Linked DNA regions of Homo sapiens: region 2 is linked to region 1. Evidence: chromatin loops called from intact Hi-C (ENCODE). Cell type or tissue: lower lobe of right lung. All regions are shown on one strand.

Region 1 (5,000 bases):
GGGGCTGCTGCCTTTCTTTCAGAGATGCCCTGCCCAGAGAGGAGGAATCTAGAGAGGCAGTCTGGCTACAGCAGCTTTGCTGAGCTGAAGTGGGCTCCACCCAGTTCAAACTTCCTGACAGTTTTGTTTACACTGTGAGGGGAAAACTGCCTACTCAAGCTGCAGTAATGGCAGACACCCCGCTCCCCACCAGGCTCGAGCATCCCAGGTCGACTTCAGACTGCTGTGCTGGCAGCAAGAATTTCAAGCCAGTGGATCTTAGCCTGTTGGGCTCCATGGGGGTGGGATCTGCTGAGCAAGTCCACTTGGCTCCCTGGCTTCAGCCCCCTTTTCAGGGGAGTGAATGGTTCTGTCTTGCTGGCGTTCCAGGCACCAGTAGGGCATGAAAAAAAACTCCTGCAGCTACCTCAGTGTCTGCCCAAACAGCCGCCCAGTTTTTGTGCTTGAAACCCAGGGCCCTGGTGCTGTAGGCACCCAAGAGAATCTCCTGGTCTGTGGGTCATGAAGACCATGGGAAAAGCATAGTATCTGGGCCGGAATGCACAGTACCTCATGGCACAGTCCCTCATGGCCTCCCATGGCTAGGGGAGGGAGTTTCCCAATCCCTTGTGCTTCCTAGGTGAGGTGACACCCCACCCTACTTCTGTTCACCCTCCATGGGCTACACCCACTGTCTAACCAGTCCCAGTGAGATGAGCTGGGTACCTCAGTTGGAAATGCAGAAATCACTCACCTTCTGCATTGATCTCACTGGGAGCTGCAGACTGGAGCTGTTCTTATTCAGCCATCTTGCCATTCACCTCAGGATTTTGTACAGTCTGAATGTGGGAGGCCGAGGTGGGCGGATCAACTGAGATCATGAGTTTGAGACCAGCCTGACCAACATGGTGAAACCCCGTCTTTACTAAAAATACAAAAATTAGTCAGGTGTGGTGGCATGTGCCTGTAATCCCAACTAGCTGGGGGCTGAGGCAGGAGAATCACTTGAACCTGGGAGGCAGAGGCTGCAGTGAGCCAAGACCATACCACTGCACTCCAGCCTGGGCAACAGAGCAAGACTCTGTCTCAAAAAACAAAATGAAATAAAACAAAAAGTCATTTTGTAGGTTTGCAAAGCATTTCTCCAAGAGCCCTAAACGATCTGTCACTTTGCTTACCTCAGTACAGTAAGTAAGAAAGTACATGAGAACCTTGGCTACTCAAGCATCACTGGGTTCACCAGAGCAGCAGCAAAGTTTTCTTATAATAACACATTCCACAGCATGGCTACTTCTCCCTTCAGAAATTTGCTGTGTAACTGAGCCTTCCCAGAGCAGGAGAAAGGCAGCTATGGGACAAGGCATGACTCAGTAGTTTCCATAAATCATTTGTTTTTGTTTGTTTGTTTGTGCCAGCAAACTAGCTCTCAACAACCCACTAAAGCGTGGATGAGGAGAGAAGCAACAACAGGAATCCACAGATAACTGCCCAACTGACTTCTGTCTCAGACTTCTCCTTTCTCTTTTAAATAGGCAATGTGCTTTGTTTATGTTTGACAGCTCAGCAGTGGCTAAGCATGTTGGGCACAGAATCTCTTTCACTTCCACATTGCCCAGTTTCCCAGAAACTAGGCTCAGATCTCTTAAGCCACAACAAAGAGATGCCCCTTTAGCAAACTGACCCCCTTTATCACCACAGGAGTTTCTGTATTTTCAAAATGATATTTTCAAAATAGCTATACTATACCACACCTGAGGGAAAAGAGGACATTTTAGACTGCTTGTTTTCAGCCTGAATATATTACCTGTTAGATCCACATGTTTATAAGAGCTAGAAATAATCTGGAAGAATCACCATAGCAGCCCCAACCGCACATTAGCCAGTACCTTCAACATGTGCCCCCATGACTAACGTGACTTACAGGAGATCCACTTCCGTCCTTCCTTGGTAAGGCCCCTTATCCAGACAACCTCACCACTTCCTATTTGGTCAATGAAGAGAATAGATAATGTGTATTACCCCCCTCTGATTGATCAAGTGAATGGACTTTATATGTTTGTGATTTCAAGAGACAGACAGGAAGATAGACATGCATTCACATTGTCTGTCTACACGAAATTGGGGTTAATCATTTTATGTTAGCAAAGCAAAAGTTTTTCATACAAGTGAATGTACATGCACTGATCAGTAAACACATTCTATTTTATTATTAAGTGAAAATGATAAACAGCAATTTTTTAAAAAGCATTGTGCAGTATTCACATATATCAGATCTCTAATAATTGTGGTGCTGACCGTAATCCTCAAAGACACAATCCTGAATGCCATAACTGAATGTTGAAATTCTGAAAGATCAAAATTCCTAAAGTTTAAATTTCTAAAGTTTAAAATCCCTAATGTCTAACTGAATACCCAAAGCTTAACAACAGATTTGGAATTAGGTGCAATCAAGGCTTCTAAAAGTGAATTTCAAGGTGTTATCAATAAAGTTTGTTTTTTCCATTCAGCCCAATGCATTTGTTGGAAAATTCAGATGAGTGAATTGGCCATGCAATATGTTGATGACAACAGCTTTAGTCTAAAAATATGTTATTTGTCTGTATTGGCATTCCTCGCAGCTGATGTAATTATTCCAGGTGTTTTTCATAAATTAAGGCTTCATTTGCCTGAAGAAGCCAGCAAAGTTACTGACTGGTTTGAAAATAATTATACGTACAGTAGGATAAGAAGACATATTAGTGTTTCTGTTCAATCAGCAGTATCGTTTTCACCAAATATGTGGTCTGTAAATGAGTGAATGCAGAATGCATTTCCATATCATTTTGTATCTAAAACAATCTAGAAGCCTGACACAGAAGATGGGAACATTTAATAGGGAATGCTCATGTTAGCATCTATAAAATCATAGGAGAATTTCAAAAAGAGCAGTGCCACATAGAAGATGAATGTGAACGTATTCTTGAGGAGAGCCATGCCCTAAAAGAAACCGAGAAAAGCAGCTATCCATCATGATGCAAGACTTCAAAATACAGTTAATGATCATGAAAGTTGCCCAGCTCTTAGGGACTACCTCCATGCAATTGTCTATCATCTATTCCTGTAATACACTTTTTCATATATCAGGATTTTTTTTTTGGATTTTTTTGGGGGTGTGGGGGAAGTGGGTATGGATTTTTTTGTTTTGTTTGTATAGGTTTTTCCCACTATTTTAAGTTGTCAGCATTATTTTTTAAAATTCACTATACTATGCATTTCATCTTCACATCCTTTCCAATACTGAAGGGATAAATTGTGTAAAGACCTTCACAGAGTTCTAATTCATTTTATACATTTCTTGCAAATTTGACTCCATGGAAGTGCACTATCACCACATTGACTTTGTGTATAAGCATTGTGAGTGTATATAAAAATGTTGAAACTTCCCCAATAAATGAAAAGATGTCCTTTTTGCACATCTGCATTTGTGAAAGATAAAATTTCTCAAGATTTTAGTCCTTTGGGTGACTGTATATATGGAGGTGACCCATAGCAATTTTTGGTTGATCTTGTCAAAAGATCTAATTGTCTATCACAACATTTCAGATGACCACTGTTATATAAACTATTTATTTATGAATACAGTTTATCTGCTTATAAATGTCAATTAGTATACCTGAGTGCTGATGCTTGCACAAATATGTATGCTATTATTTATATGCCTATTTTATTGTGTAAAGTGGCCTATAAAGTGTTCTGTCATGTTTCCCAAATAAATTTTCTTCTAAAGTGTAAATAAACGTCTTTTAAAGAATTTTTAAGTTTTGTTCAGTATTATATTTTCAGGATTTTGATGATCAGGGCTTCAATATTTGAGATTATGGCCTTCAGAATTGTGTCTTTCAAGATTATGGCCCAAACCCAATAAATGCTATCTCCTTAGAGACTCCTTCCCAAACCACTCTACCTAAAATAATGTTACTTTAGGTTCATTACTGTTACTTTCTCTCTCTGTCACTTTCTGTACTCTAACACTACTTTATTTTCTTTACAGAACTTAACATTGTCTAAAATTATTTTGTTTGTCCATTGGCTAATTTATTACTTTTTTCCACTATTGGGGTATGAACTTTAAAAGTAGAAACTTCGTTGAGTTTATGACTTTCTAGGGCCCAAAACAGTTCTTAGCATAGAGTAGATGCTCAGTAAATATTAGCAAATTGGGAGGGGGCATGGGGAATGTTTACATACATATAGAAAATTCTAAACTAGTAAGCAAGAAACTATTGCCAGTGGTTACTTCTGGGGTATTGACCTAAGAAGTCCAAAAACTGGAAGGAGAGCTTTTATTTTTAATTCTATACCTTTGTGAATTACATGACTTTTTACCATGGAGATGTATTTATTTTATAAGAAAGACATTAAAAATAGAAATAAATGTTTGACTATATAAAAATTTAAAATTTCACATGGCAAAAAATATAATAAAGTCAAAAGACAATAGATTAGAAGAAAGAATAATTTCAACACAGCAACCACAAGGGGCACCTAAAAATTGATTGAGAACAGATGAGTCAACAGAAAAATAGGTAAAGAATATGAACAGGCAATTCAGAAAGATAAATTTTAAGAAGGCCAATAAATCAGCAAAAACATACTGATTTCAAGGATGATTCAAGAAATGCAAATTAAGATAAAATACCATTTTTTTATCCATCAGATTGACAAAGTTAAAAATAAACAATACTACTGGCGGGGTGCGGTGGTTCATGCCTGTAATCCCAGCACTTTGGGAGGCCGAGGTGGGTGGATCACGAGGTCAGGAGTTTGACACCACCCTGGCCAACATGGTGAAACCCCGTCTCTACTAAAAATACAAAAATTAGCTGGGCGTGGTAGTAGGTGCCTGTAATCCCAGCAACTCAGGAGGCTGAGGCAGAGAATCGCTTGAACCCGGGAGGCAGAGGTTGCAGTGAGCCGAGATCGCGCCATTGCACTCCAGCCTGGGGGACAAGAGTGAGACTCCGCCTCAAAATAAATAAATA
Region 2 (5,000 bases), 150 kb after region 1:
TCTGGGGCAACTCAATCAAAGAAATTATTTTCCCACAGACGAAGCCAAGAATATCTTAATGGCTTTTTCCTGATTGAGGGATAAATCTTCTATTAATTTATGGCTCAGACCCAAAGCAGTTGTGTCAACTCCACCCGCCCTCTAAAACAATGTGAGAAATGCTTCAAAATTCCACTTATTTTGATGATTTCCCTCTTCCCGTTCCTATTTCTTCTTCTTTTTTCACTCTGTGCTTTCATAGTCCATCCTGATCCTTTTCATCCTACCTCTTCTATTTTCAAATCAATCGCCAACTCCTCAATGCCACGTCCCTACCCCAGGGAAAAGTCTCTGGACGTTCCCAGTTAGAGGGGCTAAAACCTTCTGAAGTGCGACTCCCCTGCACCCCCATGCAGGGTAAAGACCGCGAGAAGAGCTGGATGGCGTCGGAGAGAAGCTGCACCCGCGCTAGCGCCTCACCGCTTACCCTGGCAGCCCTGAGCGACTGGGTGCTGAGACCCAGTGCGACAGTAAATCAAAAGACAGCAGACGGCGAGAAGCCAGTGTCACAGCGACTCACAGTCACTACTGCCCAGCGCAATTATCACGCCCTGGGGGTAATTGCTAAATGGCCCGTGTTTATGGACTCGGCCACCTCGCTCGGCTGATCCCTACAGCCAGCTACTCCCGGCGCCGGAGCAGGGGCGCGCTCCCCCTCGGGAGAAGGTCTGCGAGTGGGTAAACTGACCCGAGGTTCTTTGGGAATTCTGCCCACTGTCGCCTGCGGGACGCCTGATGCTCGAGTCAGTGTGCTACAGATGATTTAGGTAATCTAGGCCGTGCAGAGAAGATGCGAGTTATTCCCAAATCCACTTGCTAACTGCATGTCCTTAGGCAAGTTAATTTAACTCTCTTACCACAGTTTACTTATCTGTAAAACGGGGATAATGTAAGTAATGACCTAACTGGGATTTGGTAAAAGGCAAATGAGCTAATACATATAAAGGTTGTGAAAACAGTGCCTGGTATATGGGCACAACGATTACTAAGAACAGATTGAAAAGTCGTGACTGGTGTTAAAAATTAAGCTGTTATGCAGCTACACTCCGTGACACCTGTTCTGGTGACAACGTGAGTAAAGGGACCTACGTAGCCCTGACCGCCCAGCTTAACTTACAGCTCCTTTGTGTGGGTGTAGCCCAGGCGGGGAAAACAGCGTGGACATGCTTCGTGCTAACACTACCACTACCGGAATGAAGTGCGAGCAGCTAGACCTCTGGCCTCCACCCGAAATGGGCCTCCTGCCTCCGGACTGACTCCCGAGCCATCTTCTCGCTTCCTCTGGCACCGAAGGCCCACAGGGTCCAGCTTTTTAATGGGCCCTTTATCTGCTACAGACCGCCTCGACGAACCGGAATCAAATCTGGGCCCTTGCAAGGACGGAGGCCGAAGTCTAGATCCCGAAGTAAGCCCAGTAGGAAGCGGCGCGGTCCAGACACCCGGGGACCGGTGACCTGTCTGCACTCCCGGCCACGCGGCGCGTCGCTGGGCTGGAATCCCACCTTGCATCCACCGCGCGGGATTCCAAACAGCCAGTATAAACTATCCTCTTACCCCACCACAACAGGGAAGATGGCGGGACCCAGGCTTCCGTGCAAGTTTCCAGAATTATACCTGAGGGTCCGGGCGGCAAGGCCTGCATCCACCTCTCGCCCGGACTTTCGTTTACAGCCGCGCCCTCTAAGGGAAGGTTTATGACCACAGCGCTGCAGAACAGAGTCGGGTGGGCACTATACATGGCCGTGGCGCCTGCGGCCCCAGCTCGCGGCCTGGGGCGCGCTCGCAGGGCCCCATCCTTCTGGTGCGCGGGGCTCTGGAGCCAGAAAGTGTACACAGACCATAAATTTTCCGCCCTGCTCGGCGCAGCTCTCCGAGGTCAGGGGCCGGCCGCCCGCCTCCAACCGCCTCTGCGCGCCTACCCCTTAACTTGCGTCCGGGTAACTGCCGCCGACAGCAAAACGTAGCTGGTGCCCGCTGCAGCGCCTAGCCAGACTGCAACGCCGCCTCATCACTGTTACAGCACCCTAGTAGCGTTGGGACTCGGGGAGCAGCCTGCGGCTCCCCACCGCTGCCTACGAGGCAGGAGTTAGGGAATGGAGTAAAGAGGGAAGAAGGCGAGGCCTGGGGGAGGCCAGGTGAGAATGGAAAGCGAAAGGGATGACTAGGAGCAGGGAGGAAGACGCTTCTGTGGCTTCTGGACCCATTTATGTCTTTCTATCCTGAGGTTTGGGGTGGGAGGTACACAGTAAGTGCACGTGGCGACCGACGTTCGCTTAAAGATGTTTTTGCACTTGGGCCCTCTCTTCCTTCGGCTGTGAACCTTGCATACCGTACAGGGCATACCATACAGGGCATACCATGAATGCGCTTTCCCTGGGGATGCAGCGAGATGACTTTTAATAGATTTCTCTATGGTTGGGTATACACTAACATTGTAAGGTGAATATTTGAAATAATGATCAGAATAATTCGTCAAAAAGAACAAATCATTTCTTTGAACTTTTTTTCTCCTTGACTGTAGAAAATCGCCGCAGACCACAAGTTCGGAGATTGGAGTAAGAAAGGCAGATTTCTGTCAGAGGCTCGGCCACGCCCCTTACCCGCCAAGTACCTTGATCAAATTACCCAACCCCTCTGCTTCTCAAAATGGCCATCTGTAAGAGAGGAAGAATATCTTCTGCCCTGAGTTGCTGTGATGGTTACATGAGATATAAGACTTTCACCTCTTGTTCAAAGAGTGGAAAAGACTTGTGTCTCTTTCCTCCGTTCTTTACTTGCACGCACCCATAGGTGATTTCAAACGAGTATAGACACTCTCTCCAGCCAGAATGAACTCGCAGTGTCATCGTAGTAATAGTTTAATAACAATCTCCACTTACTGAGCGCCTTCTGTTTGCCAGAACTCTGTCTGTGACTGTGCCCTGTATCAGATATGCGCCCCTAACCTAAAAACTGCCTCTGGGTTGCTGAACAAACTGACAAGAAGAAAGTGGGAAGGCGTAGTTGGAGAGCTAGCTGGAGAGAACACAGGGAGGTGGGATGGTCTCCTCACCACCATTCCTCCGCGATGAGGAAAGCAAAAGAGAAATAAGAGGAAAGAGGTGGGAAAGAAAGTTTTCGATTTTGCTAAAACTTTTAGCTTGGAGGGCACATGTCAGAGCACCTTTGGATCGTTTCAGCTGGAGACCCTTGACGGTCCCTAACCCAGAACCGGTCCAGCATATAGTAGAGGCTCAAATGATGTGCACATCTGTAGATGAGTAACATCGAGGCTGTGAGTGGCCCTTCTGTCCCCAGCATGTCTCCCTTGGCTCTGAGCAATGCTTTTGAGGAGGATGGCACTTTTGTGGGCTTTAAAAAAAAATTATGCAGATCTATTCTAATTTTTAAAAATCTCTTCCTTTCATTACATTTTAGCTAATAGGCTGTCCTCCATCACCTCTGGAGCTGCCTGGCAGCCCTGTCATCCCTTGTCTCAGGTCACACACTCTGTCCTCCATGTCCTCCACGGTGGTCATCTGGAACCAAGCCAGGGGAGTCCCGTTCCTCTTAAAATTCTGAACGGAATCTTGAACAGTACCAGGACGAAAGGAAGCCCAGGGCTCAATGAGCAAAGAGGAAAAAATGAAAAGTGAGAAATGGTGAGGACATACAAAGCAAGGGAGAGTGAAGACCAATGGATATGGGAAAATTCAAATTACAGGTGACATTCCATTTAAAAATTGTGTGTCACACAGCAAGTCTTTAGTTTGACTCTTTCTTTATAGCTTTTCACCCCCATTTTTTTCAGCTACAAAACTGTGCTCTTGGCCTGGAAGAGTAGTCAGCACAGGCTGCAGGGTCCCTGATGGAGGCAAGAAAAAGGAGACCTGGCTTAGATCGCTGAAGCTGACCCAAAGTGGCCTCAAAGAGTCATCTCCTGGGCGCTCCCGACCGGCAACCGACTGACGTAGCGATCAGCTTGGGGGAGGTGGGGGCCAAGGGGCCCGCGCTGACCGTGAACTGAATGAATATTCGGCGGGCAGGTTGGGGATCCGAGACCACGGAAGACCCAGGACCTTCCTATGCTACACCCAAAGCCATTGAGAACGGGGCGAGACCCTGTGACCCCCGAAGGTAGGAGGCCTTGGAGCGAGATCTGAGCCCCAGACCACGAGAGCCTGGCTGCGTAGAGTCTCAGGGACACCTCTTTGGAGGCGTGCGCGGCCCGCATTTCAGCAGGTAGTGAAATTCAACAGTGGCCGGATTGTGATGACGGATGCAAGTCGGGACTGCCAGATAGGGGATCCTATTCGCTCATTAGTTCATTCTTTTGATCTTTCGTTCACTTGCTCATTTCTTGAGCTTCTACCACGTGCTGGGTGCACTCGTCACGCGGATTCTGAGAAACAAAAATAAACAGCCCCGACAAATTAAAACGAGGCTAAAATTTGCAGACTGGGAAATCTCTGGTCGAGGACAGTGGGGATTGAGGGTGGCTAGGGAATTCCGCAGAACAGGCACTTTTGCTCCGCAGAGAGAGGCGGCGGGGTGCAGACGCACTAAGACCAACTCGCCTAGCGTTCTTACCCGCTCTGCGGTGCTCTTCCGTGTTCCAAGAGAGGCTCGGGCAGATCTTAGCGCTCCGCACCCCCGCATAAGTGAGGGACTGGAGAAAGCACAGAAAGCTTTGGACTTCTGTCCTGGTTCTTGACGTTGACCACTAGGGAAGTGACCTTGAGTGAGTCATTCAACCTCCCTACCAGTTGGTTTCCACCTACAACGATGCCCAAATGGTACGCAGACCAGAGTTTCGGCCGCCTGCATCGAGTCCTGCTTGTGAACGCGTTCTCTTGCCTCTCTGTGATGACCTTAGCATCGGGGATCCTAATGGGTCCTCGACCAGATGATTCGCAGCTCCAGGTCCACTCCCGGGGTTACTACCTGGTACTTCTGGGTCGTGTTGCACAGCCTCCTACTGT

The links. A loop is a pair of places that touch in the nucleus more often than their neighbours do. Peaks named below come from ENCODE experiments on the same cell type or tissue, not always from the same donor. Only the 100,000 strongest peaks of a DNase experiment are listed, where the experiment ranks them.
Region 2: a loop joins it to region 1, with 3 times the contacts of the local background. A loop is called at or near these places in 9 of 110 quality-filtered maps.

What each region holds. Positions count from the first base shown.
Region 1 is chr1:221,042,934-221,047,933 of GRCh38, reverse strand. It overlaps LOC101929750 (a long non-coding RNA gene), which reads right to left and starts at 820. Exons shown (of 7, transcript XR_001738479.2): 1 at 734-820. RefSeq lists an enhancer at 468-537. In lower lobe of right lung, no CTCF peak of the experiment used is centred here; no DNase peak of the experiment used is centred here.
Region 2 is chr1:220,891,222-220,896,221 of GRCh38, reverse strand. No RefSeq gene overlaps it. Among named protein-coding and RNA genes, the nearest start is that of HLX-AS1, 14 kb to the right of the region's middle. RefSeq lists enhancers at 1-122, 1,780-2,419, 3,506-4,051, 4,052-4,597. In lower lobe of right lung, no CTCF peak of the experiment used is centred here; DNase peaks (open chromatin) are centred at 2,015 and 4,633; H3K4me3 peaks cover 1,014 bases; H3K27me3 peaks cover 4,700 bases.